Linked DNA regions of Homo sapiens: region 2 is linked to region 1. A link is a loop called in an ENCODE intact Hi-C map of the cell type or tissue named here. Cell type or tissue: thyroid gland. All regions are shown on one strand. Each heading gives the region's core, and the rest is flanking DNA. Links, peaks and the distances in the headings are about the cores only.

Region 1 (10,422 bases), core at 1,286-9,285:
TCAGCAGCAGCACTGACCCCACAGGGTTATGGTGGGGACAGAAGGAGCTGTGAAGTCCACGACACAGGACCTGGGCCAGGGCTCAGGAAGGGGCAAGACTGTGTTGTCTTCTTACCAACTCCCATATGGTCGGGCATTTACAGCCCCAGCTCCCAACCTAGGCACACCCCACCTCTTCTCCGACCTTGACAGCAGCAGGAGTGGGATCCAGCTCCCTGTGCCCCACATCTCCATCCTGGGATCTGAGGATCTGAGGCAGAGCAGGCAGCAGCCCAAGCAGTTGGCCTGCCAGTGAGTGTGAGTTTGTTCTTGGGGCCGGGCAGCCTCTGCAGGCCACCAACGCCTTCTGCCTCCTCCCCGCACCACTCCCAGCAACTGTGATTCTCTACTCTCTTTTCCCCAGGAACCTACTTCAGGGAACCATACAGAGGCCAAATTCAGAATCCCTACTTGAACCGCTGACCTTTTGCCCTCTCCAAGGCCGGAAGCAAGCCCTTGCCTGATGCACGCCTCAGTCGCCCCGTCTGTAAAGTGGGCAGCCCATCAAATTCACATCTCCCTGGCTGAGAGTCATCTGGAGAAATAATGACTATGTGACCTAATGAAAATTGCACGGTGCCTGCCGAGCGAGGTGGGTAAGCCACTGGCCCAACGCTGTCATTACAGGAGGTGAAGCAGCGCGTGGGCTGATGACTGGCAAGGGGTGCAGCCGCAGGAACCTTTCATCATGGGTTCCCTTGGGAGGCCAGGTAGGTCAGCTCTGAAAGCACCCGGTGCTGCGGGGCCTGCCTTCCTGTGGCTTCGGCTTGGGCGCCATCCCAAGCCGGGTTGGCCAGAACTCTGCCTGTGCAGCCCCGCCCCCAGGCAAGCAGGAAACAATGCACCTGAGCAACCTCCTCCCATCTGCAGAGGAGGAAGCTAAGGTGTAGGGGGGTCAAGGCACTGGCCTAAGGTCCCACAGCCAAGGGGTGGCTGGGAGGTGCAATCAGGTCTGCCTGGCACAGAGTCTGGTCTCCTGACCACGATGCCAAACTGGTTATTATTGTCACCACAATAGAATACTAATAATAGTTGTCGTAATTATTATTATTGTGGAGGGCTGTTCTCCAGGCAGGCAGGTCTGGGTTGCTGCGTCACTGGGGCCAGGAGGCTGGCTAGTGCCCACAATGAGGCAGGGTCCTGTCCCAAACAGCACTAGGAGAATGCTGGAGATGGGAGGCTGAGCCCATCCTGCAGCCTGGGTCAGCAGCCTGGGGCCTCACCCCCACCCTCCATCCAATGCTGGGTGGCGGGCAGCCTCTCCAATGCCCATCTGCCCTGGAGGGCTCTGGTGATGGATACAGTGGAGATTCGTTGATATGAACATTAAACATTCAACCAGAGGCACTCACTGCTTTAATAAAACACAGCCCCCCATGCCAGCCAAGAACCCTGAGTTTCAAAGGTTCCTGCTCTTGCTGGTTAAAGTCTCCTGCATGGACCCTGGGCCTAGGCTGCCAGAGCCCAAAGCCTGGTGCTTGTGCCCACTCCTCGTGTGACCTTTGGCAAGACTCCCCACAAGTTGTTCTGTTTCCCCATCTGCATAACAGTGCAAAATTCAAAGTCGTTGTGAGGATGAAGTGAGCTAGCCCTGTGTCTGGCCCACATCCACACTAGATGAATGCCTGCATTGCTACCCCGTCAGGTGGGTGCAGCCAGAGGATCGGGCGGCCTGATGCTGGAGGAGTCACCGAGAGATGACTGTAGACTGACTTTGACGCTATGAGAATGGGTGGCCTCTCATGATGTAGTCAACGTGTGGCTGCTGTGGCTGTGACATTCCTGTGACCCCAGCAGGCATCTGCTCTGGGCTGGTGAAACCAGAATGCTTGCTGGCCATGGGGATACAGGTGTGTGTGGGTGTAGCGGGGTGTGTGTGTGTGTGTGTGTGTGTATGCATGTGTGATCCTCGGGGCTCTGAGACTGCAGGGAGCCTGCAAAACATGTTCCCAGCTTCCCTGCTCCCATCAGGATTCCAGCTGGATCTTGTTCTGCTCTGTCCTGCCAGCCCGGACTGTGGGAAAGATGTGGAAACTGCTCCGGACCCATTCCTGGCCTGCAGGACACGGCCCATCCAGCTACCTCCACTCTGGGCTTGGAGGTCAACGCCAAAGCCTGGAGGTCAGGGAGTCCAGTGCCTCTGTCAGCCCCAAGCTGGCCCTGTGAGCTCCCAACAGGATGGGTGCCCAGACTGCAGTTTGCCTGAAAGGGATGGCTCTGTAGACACAGGCCTGAGAAGGGCTGGGGTAATTTCTTTCTGCTCTCTGAGGCAGTATTCTAGGTCCTGGGGATCTGGGCATGGCCAGGATTCCTCTCTCCCTGATGTGTGCCCTGCATACTCTATGCCTAGGTGACACAACACAGGGCTCAGGGTCTAGCAGTGCCCAGCTCAGGTCTTCTGAAAGCTGGGCCTGCAGGCTCCTCTGCGCTCCCCTCTCCTGGCTCCCCGAATCTGTTCCTCCCCCCTCGAAGCATCCCAGCCACCCTGCAGAGCCTGATGCAGGGCTTATCCCTTGGGGAATATTGGGGCAGTGAGGGAGAGAGTAATATGTCACTGAATGGCTCAGGACAGGGGGAGCACCAGGGACTGTGTGTGACATGGAGTTAGTGCTCACCAAGACACTTGAGCCTGAGTCTGTCAGAGCCCAGAGCCAGAGCTCTCACTCATAATGCCACACCACCCCTTTCACCCATCCATCTATCCAGCTATCCATCCGTCCATCCATCCATCCACCCACCTACCCATCCATCCATCCACCTATCTGTCCCTGTATCCATTCATCTACTCTTCTATCTTCCCATCCATCCATCCATCCATCCATCCATCCATCCATCCATCCACTCACCCACCTACCTACCCATTCATCTATCCACCTATCTGTTCATCTATTCATCCATCTACTCTTCCATCTTCCCATCCATCTATCCATCCATCTGCCCATCCATCCATCCATCCATCCATCCATCCATCCGTCCATCCAACCATCCATCCATCTGTCCATTCATCTGCCCATCTACCTGCCCATCCATCTGTCCATCTATCCATCCATCCTTGTCTACATTTCTTCATTCAGTTCCCATCTCCTAAGCCCCTAGTGGTGCCACATTCTGTGCCAGGTGCCAGGGTGCCAGGGATGAATGAGGAGAGGTCATGATACTCATTCAGGCCGGAGAGACAAGTCTGGGCATTGTTTCAGTGGAGGATGGGGTAACAAGTGCTCTGGAAGGTCAGCCCAGGAAGCTGGGGCAACTGCAAGAGGCAGGAAAGTGTTGCTGAAGTCCAGGTAAGCTGGGCTTGGCCGGAGAACACACTGAGTTGCGGGGAGCACTGGAACAGGCCTTAAGAGCTGGAAAGGAAGTCACCAGGCAAAAAGGGGGACTGTCCAAGGCAGCCCAGACAGAGGCAGCAGGACACACAAATGCAGGATGAGAAAGGAACATTTGGAGATGACAAGTGGACAGAGCAGAGTCAGTGAGGTCAGGATGGGCTGGGAGGAGAAGAAGGCAGGAAAGGCCCCCGAGGAGGAAGGGCTGGAATGCATGGCCAACAATCTGCACCTGATTCTTTAGGCAGTGGGAGGGGCGGCTGTTAGGCAGGGAAGATGCATGATCAGTTTGGCAGTCCTAGAGGGGGATGGATTGGAGGGGGCAGGCCATGAGGGACTGCTGTGATGGGCTAGACGACCAGTGCTGGTGGGAGGACCGAGGCCCAGAGAGAGGTGAGACCTGCCAAGGTCCTAAAGTGAGTGCTCCCCAGGCAGGCAGGAGCCCAGGTCCCCAGGTAGCATGGCAAAGGGCCCAGATGCTGAGGCCATGGGACTGGATGGGGCAGGTGTGCTGTGGCTTTGTGTGGGGGCAGTCTCTTCCTTTCTGTCCTCTCTAAATGAAAACAACACCAACAGCCGGGGGCGGTGGCTCACGCCTGTCATCCCAGCTCTTTGTGAAGCCGAGACGGGTGAATCACCTGAGGTCAGGAGTTCGAGACCAGCCTGGCCAACAGGATGAAACCCCGTCTCTACTAAAAATACAAAAAATTAGCCAGGCCTGGTGGCGGGCATCTGTAATCCCAGCTACTTGGGAGGCTGAGGCAGGAGCATCACTTGAACCCAAGAGGCAGAGGTTGCAGTGAGTTGAGATCATGTCATTGCACCCGAGCCTGGGCAACAAGAGTGAAACTCCAACTCAAAAAAAAAAAAAAAGAAAAAAAGAAAAAAAAAGAAAACAACACCAACAAAGTTTGGTAAGCATGTATTTTCTTTCCTTTTCTGGGGAGGTAAGTGGGGGTCACAGGTGACCCCAGCTTCTTGTTCCCAAACCCCTGGACCCCTCCCCTCCTGAATGCTGGAGGTTGCACAGTCCAGTGGGTCCCTTCTAGCTTCCTGTGTGGCCTCAGCTCTCTTCCCCTCTCGGGCCTCAGTTTCCCTGTGGCTTCATAGAGCTAGCCATACCTGCTCTGCCCACTGTGAAGGGTGGCAGGAGGATGGAAGACGAGGTAGTGCTTCTGGAAATTCGAGATGCCAAGTCCAAGCCTAGGTGCCTCCCTGCCTCCGAGGAGCCTCCCCTGATGTCCTGGTCACCGCGGCGCTGTGCTGTGGCCACCAGCAAGACCGGCGGCACCAAGGGGCCCCCTAGCGGCCCGAGGAGTTGCTGCAGCCACCTGGGCCCAGCATGTCCTTCCCAGACACCCGCGGATGTAGGACCTTTCTTGGGGACCCAGATCACGTGCCAGGCACTGCGCTGGGTGCCAGGCCAGGGAAACACCATCTCCTGGCAGCCCTGTGAGGTGGGCCTTTCCCCACCTTATACCTGTGCACACCTCCAGGGGACTGTTTCATATCATCAGGCTGCTGGACAGCCACAGGCTGGACTATGCCGCTGAAAATCAGTGAAATAAACAAGAGGCAGAACATACATAAAAAAAACATGAATATGTATTTATCTTAAAAATAAAGACTGAGTCTGCTGGCACAGGCATGGGCTCTCTCTGGAAGATTACATAAGAGACTGGCATCACGCAGGGTTTTCTGGAAGGCTACCTGGGAGGCGGGGGCAGGGGCGTAGGCACAGGGTAGGAGGGACCCGTGTTCACTGAATTTCGTTTTAGACTTCCTGATTTTTTTTTTTAATGGAGTCTCTGTCGCCCAGGCTGGAGTGCAGTGGCACAATCTTGGCTCACTGCAACCTCCACCTCCTGGGTTCAAGTGATTCTCCTGCCTCAGCCTCCCAAGTAGCTGGGATTACAGGTGCGTGCCACCACGCCCGGCTAATTTTTTTTTTTGTATTTTAGTACAGACAAGGTTTCACCATGTTGGCCAGGCTGGTCTCGAACTCTTGACCTCAGGTGATCTGCCCGCCTCAGCCTCCCGAAGTGCTGGGATTACAGGCGTAAGCCACCGCGCCCAGCCCTTTCTGATTTTTGAACTATATAGAAGTATTGTCTATACTTAAAAATACACTAAAGATTTAAGAAGTCATAGACTCATAGGCTCAGGGACAGAAAGCAGCCTGAAAGTGTTCTCATTTTCCCTTCAGTTACAGCAGAACTGACAGGAGGCCGCTTGACAACTATTTACTTGCCTGCCTCCAGTGATGGGGTGCTCATCCCTTAAGTGGCCAATTCCCAGTGTAGAAAAACTCTCTCTCTATGAGTGGAGATGCATTGCCCTGGTTTCTACCCACTTCCTCAGATAACCATGTGGGAGTCTGTAGGAAAGCTAGTATTGGCTGAGCCTCCACTGTGTGCCAGTCAGTGGCTATGGATTCAGCCCCGGAGGAGCTCAGAATCCAATTTCTGGGATCTCAGCATTGGGCAGGGCACTGAGGCCATTTGGTAGAAGCTGCAGCCAATGCAGGACCTGCCCCATCGCACACCGGGCAGGCGGTGGTTAATAACAAGGGAGAGGAAGCCCCTGGTCCATCTGCAGTCCCTGTCATTCCATCGCGTTTCATCATCTGACTCCGCCTCCTCTGTCAGCCTTTACAGAAAGGCCTTGGCCTCCAAGGTGTGGTACTCACACCCTTACACTGGGTGCTCTCATTGGCTGCATCTGACTGGGCCTCAGCCAGCCTAGATTCCAGCTCAGCATCCCTGAGCCTCAGTTTTCTCATCTATAAGATGGGGGTTAATAACAGTACTCACCCAGGAAGCGGCTAGGAGGAGCAAGTGGGACGATGGTGATAGGCATTGTGGGGTGTGGAGGGAGCCCAAGAGGTGACGGAGGGGAAGGGTCCACCGCCGAAGGCCGCTGCCAGCACATAGCATGTGGGTCTCAGGAACAGGACATGCGGCCTCCCGGTCACACAGACTCTGTTAGTTTGCTAGGGCTGCTACGCCTGCAGACTTTGATTCCCTTGCCATTCTGGAGGTTGGAAGTCCGAGATCGAGGTGTCTGCAGCAGCCTTCCTTCTGAGGCTACAAAGTCGATATTCTGTCCCCTGTCTCTCTCCTGGCCTATGGGGGCTGCTGGCAATCCTGGTGTTCCTGGGCTTGTGGAAGCATCACTGGATCTCCGCTTTCCCCTGCATGTGGCCTTCTCCCTGCACGCATGTCCTCTGTCCAAATGTCCCCTTCTGATAAGACCCCAAATCCTACTGGATAAGGATGCACTCTAATGACCTCAGCTTCACTAATTCCATCTGCAGTGGCTCCATTTTCTTTCTTTCTTTCTTTCTTTCTTTCTTTCTTTCTTTCTTTCTTTCTTTCTTTCTTTCTCTCTCTTTCTTTCTTTCTTTTTTTTTTTGACAGAGTCTTGCTGTGTCACCCAGGCTGGAGTGCAGTCAACCTCTGCCTCCTGGATTCAAGGAATTCTCCTACCTCAGCCCCCAGAGTAGCTGGATTACAGGCATGTGCCACCATACCCGGCTAAGTTTTGTATTTTTGCCAGGCTGGTCTTGAACTCCTGACCTCAGGTAATCTGCCCACCTCAGCCTCCCAAAGTGCTGGGATTACAGGCGTGAGCCACCGCGCCCGGCCTGGTTCCATTTTCAAATACGGTCACCTTCTGGGGTACTGGAGTTAGGGCTTCCACATATGAACTTGGGGGAGACACAGTTCAGCCCGTAACTGATCCCCTACAGTCCTGGCCCCAACACCACTCAGACATGGGAGTCACTTTTGCTTTCTGGGCCTCATTTCCTTGTGTGGACACTGGGTACACACACGTGGGGTTGGACTAGGCATGATCTGAGGGTCCTTTCTGCTCAGAATTTATAGGGACCCTCTGTGACTTCTGGCTCTTGAGATGGAGTCTCGCTCTATCACCTAGGCTAGAGTGCAGTGGTGCAATCTCTGGTCACTGCAACCTTTGCTTCCTGGTTCAAGCAATTCTCCTGCCTCAGCCTCCTGAGTAGCTGGGATTACATGTGTGCGCCACCATGCCCAGCCTTCAACTCTGCCCTATCCCGCCCTCAACTCTGCCTTCCCTATGGTCCAGAGAGATCGCTCCTGCCGTGGGCCTTGACTGTCCTACTGGCCAAAGTGCCCTGGAGCCCCTCCTTTGGCTCTAAGCCCATGCCCCAGACATCCTGGGATGAGGGGTGGGGCTCTAAGCAGAAGGCCAGCCCAGGAGGATTCCCTTGGGATGGGGGCCTGGGACAGAGCCTGGGAGCGAGGCTGGGAGTGGACATGGGGCAGGGCCAGTGGGGGTGAGACCAGCAACACCACTAGCATCTGGCCCATCTACCAGGCACAGCCTGACCTATGTTTTAGGTCTTGCACTAGAGTCTCTGTCATCCGTCTGCAACTGCTGACCCCAGGTAGAGGCAGGCAGAAAGAACAGGAGTAGCTTTGCACACAGGTGCAGGTGCCTGTGTGTTTGAGAATCCCGAACTCTTGCATTGGGGTAGATCTTAAACATTATCCAGGCCCTAGCAGGAATCTTCTTACCTGCACTCTCAGAGGTATCTTTGCAGCCTCTACTGACTTACCTCTGAGGACAGGGAGCTCACTCCCTCTGGGGGAAACCCAATCCCTGTTCATTAGACTGAACTGAAACCCTGTTTCTGTGGGCCCCAGTTCCATTCTCTGGGCTTCACAGGGCAGGGCTGCTTCCTCCTCTCCGCTGAGAACATCCAGTCCTCATCCCATCCCATCCCACATCTCCTCCTACCTCTAAATAGGCTCCCATTTGACCTTATCACCAAGTGGTTCTGAGTAGCCAAGCTCTGAGCAGGCTATCACTTCCCTTTTTCTGAGTGTTAGATCTCTATTAATGCAGCCAGGACCACAGTGGCGTTTGGGTGACTGCATCACCCCCAACTCTTCTCGGACTTGCTCACAGGTGTTGCTCCAAGACCTGCCTCCTGCGCTGTGCTGTACAGGCAAGCGTTAAGACTGAAGTCTCTCCCTTTGTGTCTGCATCGTGGTGCACTGGCCATCACCTCAGCCTATCACGTCCTTTGGAGGCCTAAGTCAGTCATGCGATTTCTTCTCTTGCCAGCCTCAGGCTATTTCAAACCCACATTATGGATAAATTGGTGTGTGTGTGAGAGAGAGAGAGAGAGAAACAGAGAGATAGACTATTTGCATGTATGGATGGGGGAGTGAGGAGGGGATAGAGGGAGGGTCCTATCTGAGGCCTCATGGAGCTGAGACTCAGACCCATCTGGGCGAGTCTGGCCAAGTGGTGAGTGGGTGGGCTGGGTGGGTGGATTCATGTGAGAGACAGAGGCGCCTCCCAGGGACAGGAGAGACACACAGGAAGGCGAGAAGCCCAGCATACTGGGGAAGGCAGCTGCCATTCAAACTACTCCTCAATCAGCCCCAACTGAGACATGGCTGAAGCTAGGCTGGGGGAAAGGTGGATCCTGACAGAGCCACCCCAGGGAACCCCTGCAAGACCCTGCAGCCCAGAAGGTCACCCCCAGGGGAGGGTGCGCCAACCCCTGCACACCTTTGCCTTTCTGCCTTGTGGTTTCAGCTGCAGCCTCGGGGAAGCCAGGTTGACAGGCACTGTGGGGACACCCAGGAGAGAGTCTGTGATGCCTGGCAGACCCCCACAGAGGAACTGAGCAGAGCTGTTTGTGACACATGCCTCCCTGGGGACCCCAGAGCCATGTCACAGCCCATGGAGTGTGGGCCCCTGTGGCTTGAGACCTGCAGAGTTGGGAGGGATGAGCCAGGTCTGGGCCCAGCTAGGGGCCGTGAAGCTGGGATGAGGGTGCAAATCACAATTGGATTTGCACTGCGGAGGGGTCCTGGGCAGGGGAGCCACAGGCTTAGATGAGACTGGGAAATGTTCGAAATTGGGTTTAACTATCCCGCTTACTAAATCTGGGGCTATCAGGAGGAGGGACTCAGGACCCCGCCCTCCCTTACAGGGGCCACTGTCCTTGCTGGGGCTGGAGCAGGAGAGCAGGCAGCCTCCGCCTTCCCCATCTGTAACATGGCAGCCTGTTTTCCAGCTCTGATGTCCAGGTGCTAGGATTGTCGCCTGGAATTTGGGGTTTAAAACAGGCATTCTGATAGCTTTCAGTTGGCATTGCCCTCTCTCCCCCGTGTCCGGGACAGGATCAGAAGGCCCCTGGTGTGTGAGAAAAGCACTGAGTGTGAAGTCAGGGCCTGTCTCCATGCAGGGCTGTAGCCCAGGGACACGTGGAAGCCTGGCGGGGCAGGAGCAAAGCTGCCGTTCAGTCCTCACCAGACTCGGTGGTGAGGAAAGGGAGGCTGCAGAGCGTTTCTGCAGAGGCGCGAGCACTCACAGTTGGCACTGGAAAATCTCCCAGCCGAGGTCCCCCTGGAGACCTGAGCTCAGAGTGTGTAGACATGTCTCCCTCAGGGCTTCTGAGCAGCGAGAGAGGGCACGTATGTGTCTGTGCAAGTGTGTGCACTTCTATTGAGGCTGGGGCTGGAGATGCCTGGGGCCTGGGGTGGCATCTGTCAGCCCCCACACTGGGGGGTCCTTTCCATTATATTTTCCATTTAACTCTTCTCCACCCAGATGAGGAAGTCCCCCGTGACGGCTCTCATTTAGTTGTAGAGCTAGAAGTGTTCACAGGTGTGCTGGGGAAAATAAGTCTTACTCGAGCAAATAAATGAACCGGGCTTTGGCTGCGGGACTTCTCAGAGCATGCAGAGTTGTTTCTTGAATCTCTGAGAGGGACTTAGAATGTGGCATTTCCCATACTTCTCTAACTACAGCACCCTAAGCAGCCCCAGCTCCTGGGAAGAGCACTGAGAAACCATATTTTACAGGACAGAGCATGGGAAGTGTTAGAATGTTTGAAATCGGCATCTCCCAGAACAGCTGGGCCACACGGTTGTGGTGCAGATAAGGAAACGGGCTCAGCCAGGGCCTTCTCTAGGGTCACGCAGTAAGTTAGAAAGATGGTGGATTTGGCCCCAGGACCATCTAGCTGGGGGAACGTGGTCAGGCAGCGATGGCA
Region 2 (10,422 bases), core at 997-8,996, 110 kb before region 1:
AACGGGCAGCAAGAACTGCTCAGAATAGAGCCGCCAGCTAGGGAGAGGGACAGGGCGGCCATCTCCCTCCTCTTGCCTGCATCCCCAGCCCTGGGCCTGCATGAGACCTGCTGGGTAGGAAGACAGCCTCTCTGGGCTCTTCAGGTGGGGCTGAGCAGCCCCTGGAAGAGCACAGGAGTCTGACGAGGACCTGGTGAGGTCCTGGACCCAAGAGCTAGGGCTGCTTACAGTGGCATGAGCGGATGTGGGGAAGCGGCCTGTCCCCGTGCTGCAGCTGTGGGATCAAAATCCCTGTCATGTGCCACACATCACCCCCTCTAGGCCTTACTTTCCTCACACACACAGTTTTCTATTGCACTTTACAGTTTATACATGGTCATTTACACTGAAGATCTCACTTGATGCCAGAATCCTGTGAGGAGGGCCTTATGCTGCCCATTTTACTACTGAGGACACGGGCTCAGAGTGGGGAGGCAACTCTCCACCCGCAGCGACTGCAAGGCAGCAGAACTCAGCTCCACCCGGCCCGCCCTCAGCCGTCGGCTGTTGGCTCACGCCCCCTCAGTGAGGACCCCTGCCCTGTGGCGCTGGATGACCTGGAGCCATAAGCATGGCCGAAAAGGAACCTCAGAGACCTGTTTCCACCAAGAGCCCAGACAGGCTGAGTGAACTGCTAAAGGTCACACCACAAACTAAAGGCAGAACCTGGCCAGACACGCTCCTTCCCAAAAAGAACAGAACTCTCATCTGCAGCCTACACAGCTCTGTCCACAGGGACCCAAGATGCAGCCAGGCCCTGGGGGAGGTCACAGCCAACCAGAGCCCCAGCTGTGGCCCAGTGCTGCCCATCAGGAAAATCACATGTGGCTCAGCCCAGAAACTCTCCCCAGGCCCTTCCTGTTACTGGCCTGTCATGTAAACCACGAAAAGGGACGTGCCTCAGGCATGGGGCAGGAGGAGCCCAAGAAGGGCATAGCCTGGACAGGGTGGCAGGGGGACATTGCAGAGACTGGGGGGGAGGGGGATGACCTCCAAAAGCAAGGAGCAGCGGGCATCGGGTGGCTGAGCACAGATCCCCAGGTGTGAGGGCACCCTGACCTCCAAGGCTGAGGGTCACAGGAAGGGCCCAGGGCAGCCTCCAGCCAGCCACAGATGTGGTGAGTGGCCTTGTCCACATGCCGGGGACCCAGTGCTTGGGGGGCCTGGGGCCAGGCCACGGCATTTGGGCAAGAAGTGGTGCCACCTGCGTCAAGACCCAGGTAGTGGTGGTCTCTGTCCAGTGTGGGTGGCAGCCGGGGAGTAGAGGGTTTGATGAGTGGCCCCTCCATCCCAGGCAGGACAGAGGAGCCTGGACAGTTCCCAGGCTGGATCTCAGAAGCAGCCTGCAGCCTCTTGCTCATGGAGCCCAGGGCCCAGAGGGGGAATGAGGCGTCCGGGCCGCTCTGCTGCAGGAACAGTCGCAGCGTCTCGTCTTCCCAGGTTGCTGGTGTATGAGGCGGGAGATGGCGGCTTGGGCCAGTGCATCGGACCCATGGCAGCTGGGCCAGGGCGGGCAGCGTCCTATGTACAGTTCACCACAGAGGAAGAAGACAGGGGCTGGGCTGGAGGTCCTGCCCGTGTCTGGGGCCTGAAACTCCCCCTGGGGACCCCCAGCAGGGCCAGTCCACGTCCACAGAAGAGTGGCCCTACAAAGGCCCCTTGAACTGGTTCCCAGACAGGTGCTGCCGTATGGAGGGCTTGGAGCTGGCTGCATCTCCCAGCTTTCTCCAGACCACCTGTGGAGAGGAGAGAGATGTGAGTGGTGGGACTCACCCGCGTCCACCTGCCGCCTATGCACATCCGCCGCCTCATCACGGCAGAATCACCCACGTCCTCAGAGCCATGGGGCCAGGAGGGACACGGAGGCCACTGCAGGCCCAGAGACACCCACACCAGGTCTTTGCATGCCGCGCTAACTATCGGGCCTGAGCAGGTCACTGCTGGGGTGTGGCTCAGCCTTGCAGCTGTCCAGTGGGGTCCACAGGCCCCACTAGGTGATGCGGGGGAGGGGCTGCACAGTTCAGAGCCTCTCGCCCCCCCTTTAAGTCCTGGGTTCAGACCCTATGAAACTCCTTCCCCGATGGCTCCTGCAAGCACCCCCAAGGAGACCGCCGATGGTGCTCAGCTGGGTCGAGCACGGAGCTCTCCTGGGCAGCCCCAGCCTGGTGGGCTGGAGGGTTCCACCTGGACCTCCTGCTCTGAGCACCATCTGCCCAGCCAGCAGCCACAGGGGGCACCAGCAAGCTGAGAGGCCCGGGGGCCAGCACCCAGGGAACACCTGGGGTGAACAAACCAGTCCCGGGGGGGTGGGGGGCTCAAGCTCTATCCAGAACCCCAGGCACGGCACTCCTGGGGAGGGCGGATCTGCAGACACCAGGGGCCCTCTGGGAAGGGCAGGGGGCAGCGAGATGACAACGGGCCAGGGCTCCTAGCACCTCTGAGGCCTCCCCCCAGCTATCCAAGGTCACCCAGCCTTCGCTGAGCATTCGAGAAATGGAGTCCCACATGGGGAAGGGTATGGCCATGCTGGGTGGCCCTGGTCGCACTCCCAGTGCCAAGCCTCTGCCCCCCACCCCTGGAAGCCTCACGTTGCACATCTCGCGAACGATGGCCTTCTCCTTCTCACTCAGGTCCTCCTCACAGCTGTCCTGGAGCTGCCGGTCCAGATTCTCGTGTACCTCCAGGACCTGAAGGGAACGGGTCTCGGGGTCAGGGGCAGAGGCCACCGGCAGACCTCGGGCAAGTCACCTGGCCCCTGATCCTCAGCCTCCCCTGCTGCGAACCAAAGCTGAGGACCCTGAGCCGCTGGGCCCCTGGGGACAAGCGTGGAAAAAACTGAGGGGCAGGTTGTCATCTCACCCTGCTGACACTGGATGCCCTACAAGGGAAGCAGCTCATGGCTGGGCCACCCGGGAGGAAGTAGACAGGCTGGGCAAGGAAGACCCTCAGACAGGTGGACTCACTGCAACCCAGGGCCCGCTGGAGATGAGTGGGCACTCGCCACGTGGAGGGGGTGTGAGTAGGCGTGGCCGTGCATGCATGTGGGATGTCATGGGGCACGTACGTAGGAGGAAGGGGGGCATGGGAGTGGGGACTGTGCTCAGGTGTGCACAGCCTGGAGGAACCGGAGCCCATCGGACTCACCAGTCTGCACCTGCAGAGGCTGGGCCTGGCAGACCTGAGGTTAGTTCTAGCCCCACTCCTGCCCCTCTCTCTCTGGCCTTAGTTGGGTGCCTGCCCTCCCCGACCCCAGGCCTCAGTCTTGTTAGGTGCAGTAGCTCAGGGATGGCAGACAGGTGACACACTTATGACTGCCACCTCTGAGTTCAACCTCACAGTGCTCCAGGCAGCCATGGTCACCCAGCCACCCACACACAGATGAAACCTCCCACCCCTGCCACTTGGATACCCCTAGGTGCAAAGGTCCCACAGTCTCACAGTGCACCCAGCATCTGAGGACTTCTGAGGGAGCGGGTAGTGGCCCTCACCTTCATGGCATGCACGACAGCCTCGGGCTTCTGTCCTGCAGGGCTGTAGCCAGCAGAGGGGGGCGAGGGCAGCTCAGGTGCGGGGCAGGCCGGGCCCTGGGGAAGGCAATCACACATCTCAGCTCACCCTGGCTGGCTCCCACAGGAATGACCGGTGGCTCAGACAAGGCCCCCATTCTGAGGGGCCAGGGCCCAGGCAGGAGGAAAAGGGGACCGGGGTGAGGCAGAGGAGGCAGGTGTGAGGATGGAGACCCAAGGAGCCCACAGCCAGTCTGGCCAGTCCCGCCCACCAGGTCTTCTGCAGATGAAATGGTCCCTGATAGCACAGAGGCAAGAGGGGCAGTCCAGGGCCCACCCACACCTCTCAGGCTCCTCTACAACACCCCACAGATAAGACCTAGCGTCTGTTTTGCAAGGAAAGTAAGTTCAGCCTAGGGAGGGCAAGAGACCCAGATCACAGCAAGACCAGGAAGGTCTGGACTTAACCCTGGCACCTGACTCCAAACTCCCTTCCCCTGCCCACCCTGGAGCCACCGGTGGGCGAGGCCGGCTTCGCCCTGAGCACTCCCTGGGGCCTGCCTCCCAGCTGCCACCTCCCAGCCCTGCGGGATGAATTGGCTGCCAGGTGCCCAGCTCCCACATCAGGCCTTGGGGAGGGGACCCAGCCTCTGTCAGAAGCTGCGTGTCTACCCAGGGGCAGGCAGTCCCACCCCCAGCTTCCTGCCTGGAAGGGTCCATGTGGCTGGGAAGCCAGGTGCAGGGCTTCTGCCTCGGGCTGCAGTGGGGACCACAGGGGCCCAACAGAAACCAGCAGGTCACAAGATGCTGGGAGAGGCTTGGGAGGAACTTACAAGTGCCCAGAGCCAGACAGAAAACACCCAGCGGTGCCCTGTGGGCCCTGGAAGCGGGGTTTCCAGGACATCTTCGGGGCTCCCACCTCTGGCAATCCTTGGGCCAACCATGGAAGCTGAGTCTGCCGCCCTCTCTGTAAATGGGGCCCTGATGACGCCTCCCAACGGCCTGGCAAGCTCAGGGAGCTGGGCTGGAATCCCACCCACCCAGGCCTGCATCATGGGGCCACCTAACACTGCAGGGCTGGGTTCTGCGACCCTCAGGACCTGGAACCCCCTGCAGGCCTGGCAGCCAACCCCTGGTGCCCTCCCCGCCCGCCCTGGCCTGGACCTGCTCCCAGGGCCTTGCAGGTTGACCGGCTCCCGCCTCCACATGGAGACCAGGCCCCACCCCTGAGGCTAGGGGGCCTGGGAGCTGCTACCTCCGGAGGCCCCCCGAGCCCTGGGGTCTAGGAAAGCGTCATTGAGGTGGGGCTCAACCCACGCTGAGCCTCGGTTTCCTCGTCTGGACAATAGAAAGGGTCCTCTGCCCCAGGGTGTGTGCAGACCCCTAACTCCAGCCCAGGCTGTTGGGTCTCTGTAGTGTAGGGAACCCAACAGGGACGCTGGGGATTCCCCCTGGGGCAACGCAAGGCGGCACTCCCCGCGCCAGACAGCAGGGGGCGCCAGTCGCACACATACGGCCCTGGGAGACCTGGGCACCTACACCTTCCTGCACCTTCCGCTGCAGAACACAGGCCATGTGCCAGCCGGCCCCTGGCACCTCTGGCCTCATCTGCACCAGGCCCCTGGGCTGCCTGTCCTGTTACAGCCCCCGGCTCTAGGGGGCTGGGATTTCTGCAGCACAGGCAGGAGGGAAGCCAGGAGCGTGGGGGTGGGCTGTGCAAGCCGCCCCTCTCCTGCCCGCCTCACTGGGCAGTGGTGGGTGCCAGCGAGGGCATGGCCCGGGATCCTGAAAGTGACACCAGGACTAGACAAAGCCCTAGTGTTACCTCCAGGGCATTCCCGGGGTGCAGGGGCCCCCACCTGTACTAGAACTCAGCCCCCTCGGGCCACACACACCTCCCACTGACTAGGTACCCACTTAGGGCAGATGGGCCCACTGAGTCCTTGCCACACTGCTCCCAGCAGGCACTATCTTTTTACATGTTCATACATGCCTTTTTTTTTTTTTTTTTTTTTTTTTTTTTTTTGAGTGAGAGGATCTCACTCTGTCGCCCAGGCTGAAGTACAGTGGCACCATCTCAGCTCACTGCAGCCTTGACCTCCCAGGCTCAAGCAATCCTCCCACCCCAGCTTCCAGCGTAGTTGGAACTACAGATGCACACCACCATGCCCAGCTTTTTTTTTTTTTTTTTGGTAGAGATGGGGTTTCATCATGTTGCCCAGGCTGGTCTTGAACTCCTGGACTCAAGCAATCCTCCTGTCTTGGCCTCCCAAAGTGATGGGATTATAGGCGTGAGCCACTGAGCCTGGCCTACATGCCCACTTTACAGACAAGGAGAGTGAGGCTAAGAGAATGGCTTGCCCAAGACCAAACAGCTTGTAAACAATGGGGCTGGGCGCCAAACCCAAGTCTGTGGGACTCCTGAGCTGGTGCCCAAAGTGAGGATACCAGTGTGCACCAGAGAGAACTGAAAATAGACATCCACAAAATACCTGTCGCCAAACGCTCAGAGCAACACCATTCATGTGAGCCCAAACATGGAAACGATCCAAATGTACAGCAACAAATGAAGGAATCATGTGTTCCACCCACACAATGGAATAGTATTCAGCCATGAAAAGCAATGAAGACCAATACAGGGTACCTGTGGCTGGACCCTGAGAACAAGATTTGGAGTGAAAGAAGCCTGACACAAAAGGCCACACGTCATGTGATTCCATTTATACGAAATATCCAGAATTGGCAAATCCGTGGAAACAGAAAGCACCAACCAGTCGGTGGTTGCTGGTGGCTGGGAGGAAGGGGGACGGGAGTGACGGCCGATGGGTACAGGGTGTCTTTCTGGGGTGATGAAAATGTTCTACTGTGATGACGGCACAAGTCTGAGTGTCCTCCCTTAGGAGGCTGATGGGTATAAACCACCTCCCACCCTCCACTGGGCACCTGCCCTGACAGCCAGTGGATGGAGGGTATGGGCAGCAGTGGGCAGGGAGGGGGTGTCCACCCCAGAGAGTCACCTGCTTTACCCAGGGACTCTCCAGCATGCCCTCAATGTGCCCATGACCCACAGGTAGCCTTAAAGGAGACTTGCCTGGGTCTGGAAGGGCCTGTGTGCCAGGCAGTGTCTGAGCCCGGAGACGGCCCTCTCTGGATAACCCCCTCACTCTCCCCGGGGGTCCAAGTGCCAGACATGGGCTCTCCAGGCCCCAGCAAGGGCCTCTGGCCCTGGCCCCTCCACAGCAGCCACTTCTCCAGGCTTCATCGGCCCCTCCCACGAGATACCTTGACCCCTCAACCCCCACTCCTGGGGGCCTGCCCGCCGACCAGCCCCGATCACGGCCCCTGCACCTCAGTTCATCCCATTCCTGGGGGCCTGCCCGCCGACCAGCCCCAATCACGGCCCCTGCACCTCAGTTCATCCCACTCCTGGGGGCCTGCCCGCCGACCAGCCCCGATCACGGCCCCTGCACCTCAGTTCATCCCACTCCTGGGGGCCTGCCCGCCGACCAGCCCTGATCATGGCCCCTGAACCTCAGTTTATCACCCGGCCTCCTGGCCTCATGGAGGAGCGACCCCTGCACAGCCCCCACGCTGGCCCCTGACCTCTAGGCACACACAGGCACCAGGACGCACTCACCATGGGGCCCTGGCCATCCACCCCACCCCTGTGAGCCTCACTTCCTCCTCTCCAAAGTAGGGGACACCCCTTCATGCACAGAGCAGTCTAGAGGAAAAAAGGAGGCAAGAGGAACAAACCCTTTCCCAAGGCTGCCTCCTCCAGGAAGCCTTCCTGAACATTCCTGAACTCTGACAGCATTTTATCCGCACTCTCAGGCCTTGAGGCTCGGCCCATGCCTGAGGTGTGCTCTCCAGAGGCCTGCAGGGAGACAGCATCTGGCGGGCCTGGTACATGTGAGAGCTGTGCTTGCACAGCACTTCCCAACCTGCAGGCCACGCGGAAGACTTCAGGACATAGCACTGAGTAACTGCTAGCTGCTATTACTCCCTCCCACGATCTGAATGAATGAGAGGCACGGGGCATGAAGACTAAGGAGCCAGCCCCGTGAGGGCATCCCTTGGCTTTTCAGAGCCCTCCACCATGAAACAGTTAGAGCCTCGTTCAGCCACGGGACTCCGGATAAATGCTTGGAATATCGGCCATTGGCGGGCTTTGCTGCCTGCACAGGCTCTACAGCTGCATTCCTGGAGAAGGTGGAAGGGCAGCAAAAGAGAAATCGCAGAGCCAGCAGCCAGCACTGAGGCCCAGCAAGCTCTGCACCGGGGGCCTGGGGTCAGCCTTGTGGGCAAGGGGTGCAGGGAAGAGAGCAGGAAGGGGCACAGCTGCTACAAGCGCACGTGCTGCCCAAGAAGCACCTCCATACACGGCTCTGCAGGTGCCGCAACGAGAACAGCCGATGCTTCCCAAGCATCCGCTACACACCCACCAAGGCTCCTGGAGGCGTGAAGTCCCACAAGGCAAGGCCCCCAGTCCTAGGAGGGCAAGTGGGCCTGGACTCCTGTGGCTCCCCACTGCCATCATATCTATCTACAGGGCACAGTCCTGAGCTAGGTTCCACTTCCCGGGAGCTGGCTCCAAGCCGCCCACCCCATTCCCTCCAGGCCAGGTCAGCCAGGTAGGGGCAGAGGATACCCCTGGAGGCATCAGGCTGGTCATTTCAGTGCAGAATCCACAAACCTGAACCCCAAGCTCCAGGGCTGGCCGGGTACCCTCTCCCCACCGTGGCCAAGGAGTGGCACAGGCTAATGAGCTGCTCAGAGGGACAGGGGCTAGGCACGGGCAGCCCTGCGCACGTGGCCTCTGGAGACTGCCCCGCACCTCCAGCAGTGTCAACCCACCTGGGGCTCCGCCTCTAACTGCCACACTGGATGGGACACGGACACAGGGCCTAGGGCTGGGGCTGAACTCAGGCACCCAGATCCTTGTGCCCCTCCGGGCAGGTCACTGGCCCGCCTGAGCCTCAGCCCCTCATCCAGAACATGTGGGCTTTTTTGGGGTGCACACTCACGTTCTGCAGGGAGTCCTGGTAGGAGGGCGGCAGGGACGCAAGCTGGGACTCCGAGTGGTAGGGCGAGAAGCCTTTCCGCAGCGTGCGGAACTCTCCGGAGCCTGCCTGCTGCAGGGGAGAGAAGGAGAGGGGTTAGACGGAGGGCCAGGCTGAGGAGGACAAGGGCCCTGGGCATGGCTCCTCACGGCAGCAGGGGCTGCTCAAAGGCACGGCCCCGGAGGACCCCTCCACCCTCCCCTCCACACCGCTTATCCATCCCCCGAGCCGGGATCAATCGATCTTCACTCTCCCCAGCTCAAATGTCAGCGATCCACTCTCCAACGTGGGCTTTGTAAACATTTGTTGGATGGCTGAATAAACAGAATGAATGAATGAATGAAGAAGAGCCAGTGAGAGCGAGTGAGGAGAGAGTGTCTCTCCCACCCCGTGACTCACCCTGGCTCCTCCGCTCCAACTTCCTGCCCTTGGGTCCCTGCACAGACGGCACCACTCACAGGGCCTGGGCCAGCCATCGGCAGCAGATGGGGCCACATCCACAGGCGAGGCCTCCCACCTCCCACGGGTTCGGGGCTCTCTCGGGATGCTCCGCCCAGGCTGCCTCCCCCATCGGATGGGCAGGGAGCTCCTAAAGCAGGTCCTGGGTGCTGCCTCTGAATCCCTGAGAACTCGTGCAAGCTGTGGGGTTGTAACTAACTCCTGCACACAGGAGGGAGGGAGGAAGGCTTGGCCTTAGACCCTTTGCTTAAGAGCAAAGCAAACACCACCGACCCCCAGAATTTGGGGCTGGGGCTGGGACCAGGAGCCAGAATGAATCCACAGGTCCCATAAACTTCTCTGGTCAGTCCCACAGTGCCCCTCCCCTGGCCCGGCCCAGCAGAAGGCCCGGCCTTTCTTTTCTTTCTGCATCACTAAAGGGTTTTGGGTGTTTCTGGCCGAAACACCCTTTTCTACTTCAAAGGAACTGAGAGAAAGTGGCTGGGCAGATAAAACCCTGCGGAATGTCCCATAAATCAGCAGGCTGTTGAGTTACCCAAACAAACTGCAGGGGCAGGGGAGGCCCAGGCTGGGGCTGGGCTGGGGCAGGGGCAAGGAAGGCAGGACAGGCTGCAGCCATGTCTGGGGTCCCAGTTCCACTCACCAGCCCCTCGGCCTGGCTGTGAAAGATCCCACACACACCCTGCTTGCCTCCCTCAAAAGCTGGACCTGGCCCCGCACTTCTCACAAGCCCCAGCCTCACTGAGGTCCAGCTCTTGTGTTCTCCCAGCCCCATCAGAGCCCTGGCCAGGCCCCCCACTGGGGCTGGGAGGTCTCAAGAGCTTGGCTCAAGGGCCAGCAAACAGCCGTGTCCTGCGGGGGTGAGGAGGCAAGTGGATGCTCTATTACCAGCTCCCACGGAGCCAAGACAGGAAAGCAGGGATCCGGCACTGACTCCCCTCATTAAATAGCCCACGCCCACCAGACGCCGGTCAGCCAGGGCAGCCGGGCACTGGAGGCTGGGAGCTGCTTCCTGGGCCTCAGGGAGGACCTGGGTGTGGTCCAAGGTCAGGGAGGGACATAAAGGAGAGACAGAGAAGTGGGAACCAACCTTCCTGCAGGGCCCCCAAAGTGTGATGGGTTTTAGATAACCCTGGCGAGCATCACAAAGGGGTCTCAGCACGGGGGCCTTGGGCACAGCCCTGAACCATCAAATGGGACTGCCATGCCCTGACCACGGCATTAACCCTGGCTGACCCTGCCTAGGTTAACTAGAGGCACTCACGGCCCGCAGGTGGAGGTCAGATCAAGGAAAGCCCCCTCCCCACCCACCAGGTACCAAAAAGAGGAAGAGGCTACAGCCCCCACCCCTAGGC

What was found. A loop is a pair of places that touch in the nucleus more often than their neighbours do. Peaks named below come from ENCODE experiments on the same cell type or tissue, not always from the same donor. Only the 100,000 strongest peaks of a DNase experiment are listed, where the experiment ranks them.
Region 2: a loop joins it to region 1, with 10 times the contacts of the local background. A loop is called at or near these places in 109 of 110 quality-filtered maps.

The regions. Positions count from the first base shown.
Region 1 is chr14:99,624,359-99,634,780 of GRCh38, forward strand. It overlaps a transcript of HHIPL1 not described here. Among named protein-coding and RNA genes, the nearest start is that of HHIPL1, 16 kb to the right of the region's middle. RefSeq lists enhancers at 1-373, 4,539-4,588. In thyroid gland, for the core only: a CTCF peak has its summit at 4,672 (motif pointing left); a DNase peak (open chromatin) is centred at 4,673.
Region 2 is chr14:99,513,561-99,523,982 of GRCh38, forward strand. It overlaps CCDC85C (coiled-coil domain containing 85C), which reads right to left. Exons shown (of 6, transcript NM_001144995.2): 3 at 8,573-8,680; 4 at 3,528-3,623; 5 at 2,628-2,726; 6 at 1-1,775. The coding sequence ends at 1,686. Among named protein-coding and RNA genes, the nearest start is that of CCNK, 37 kb to the left of the region's middle. RefSeq lists enhancers at 8,188-8,747, 8,748-9,309. In thyroid gland, for the core only: a CTCF peak has its summit at 5,041 (motif pointing right); a DNase peak (open chromatin) is centred at 5,041.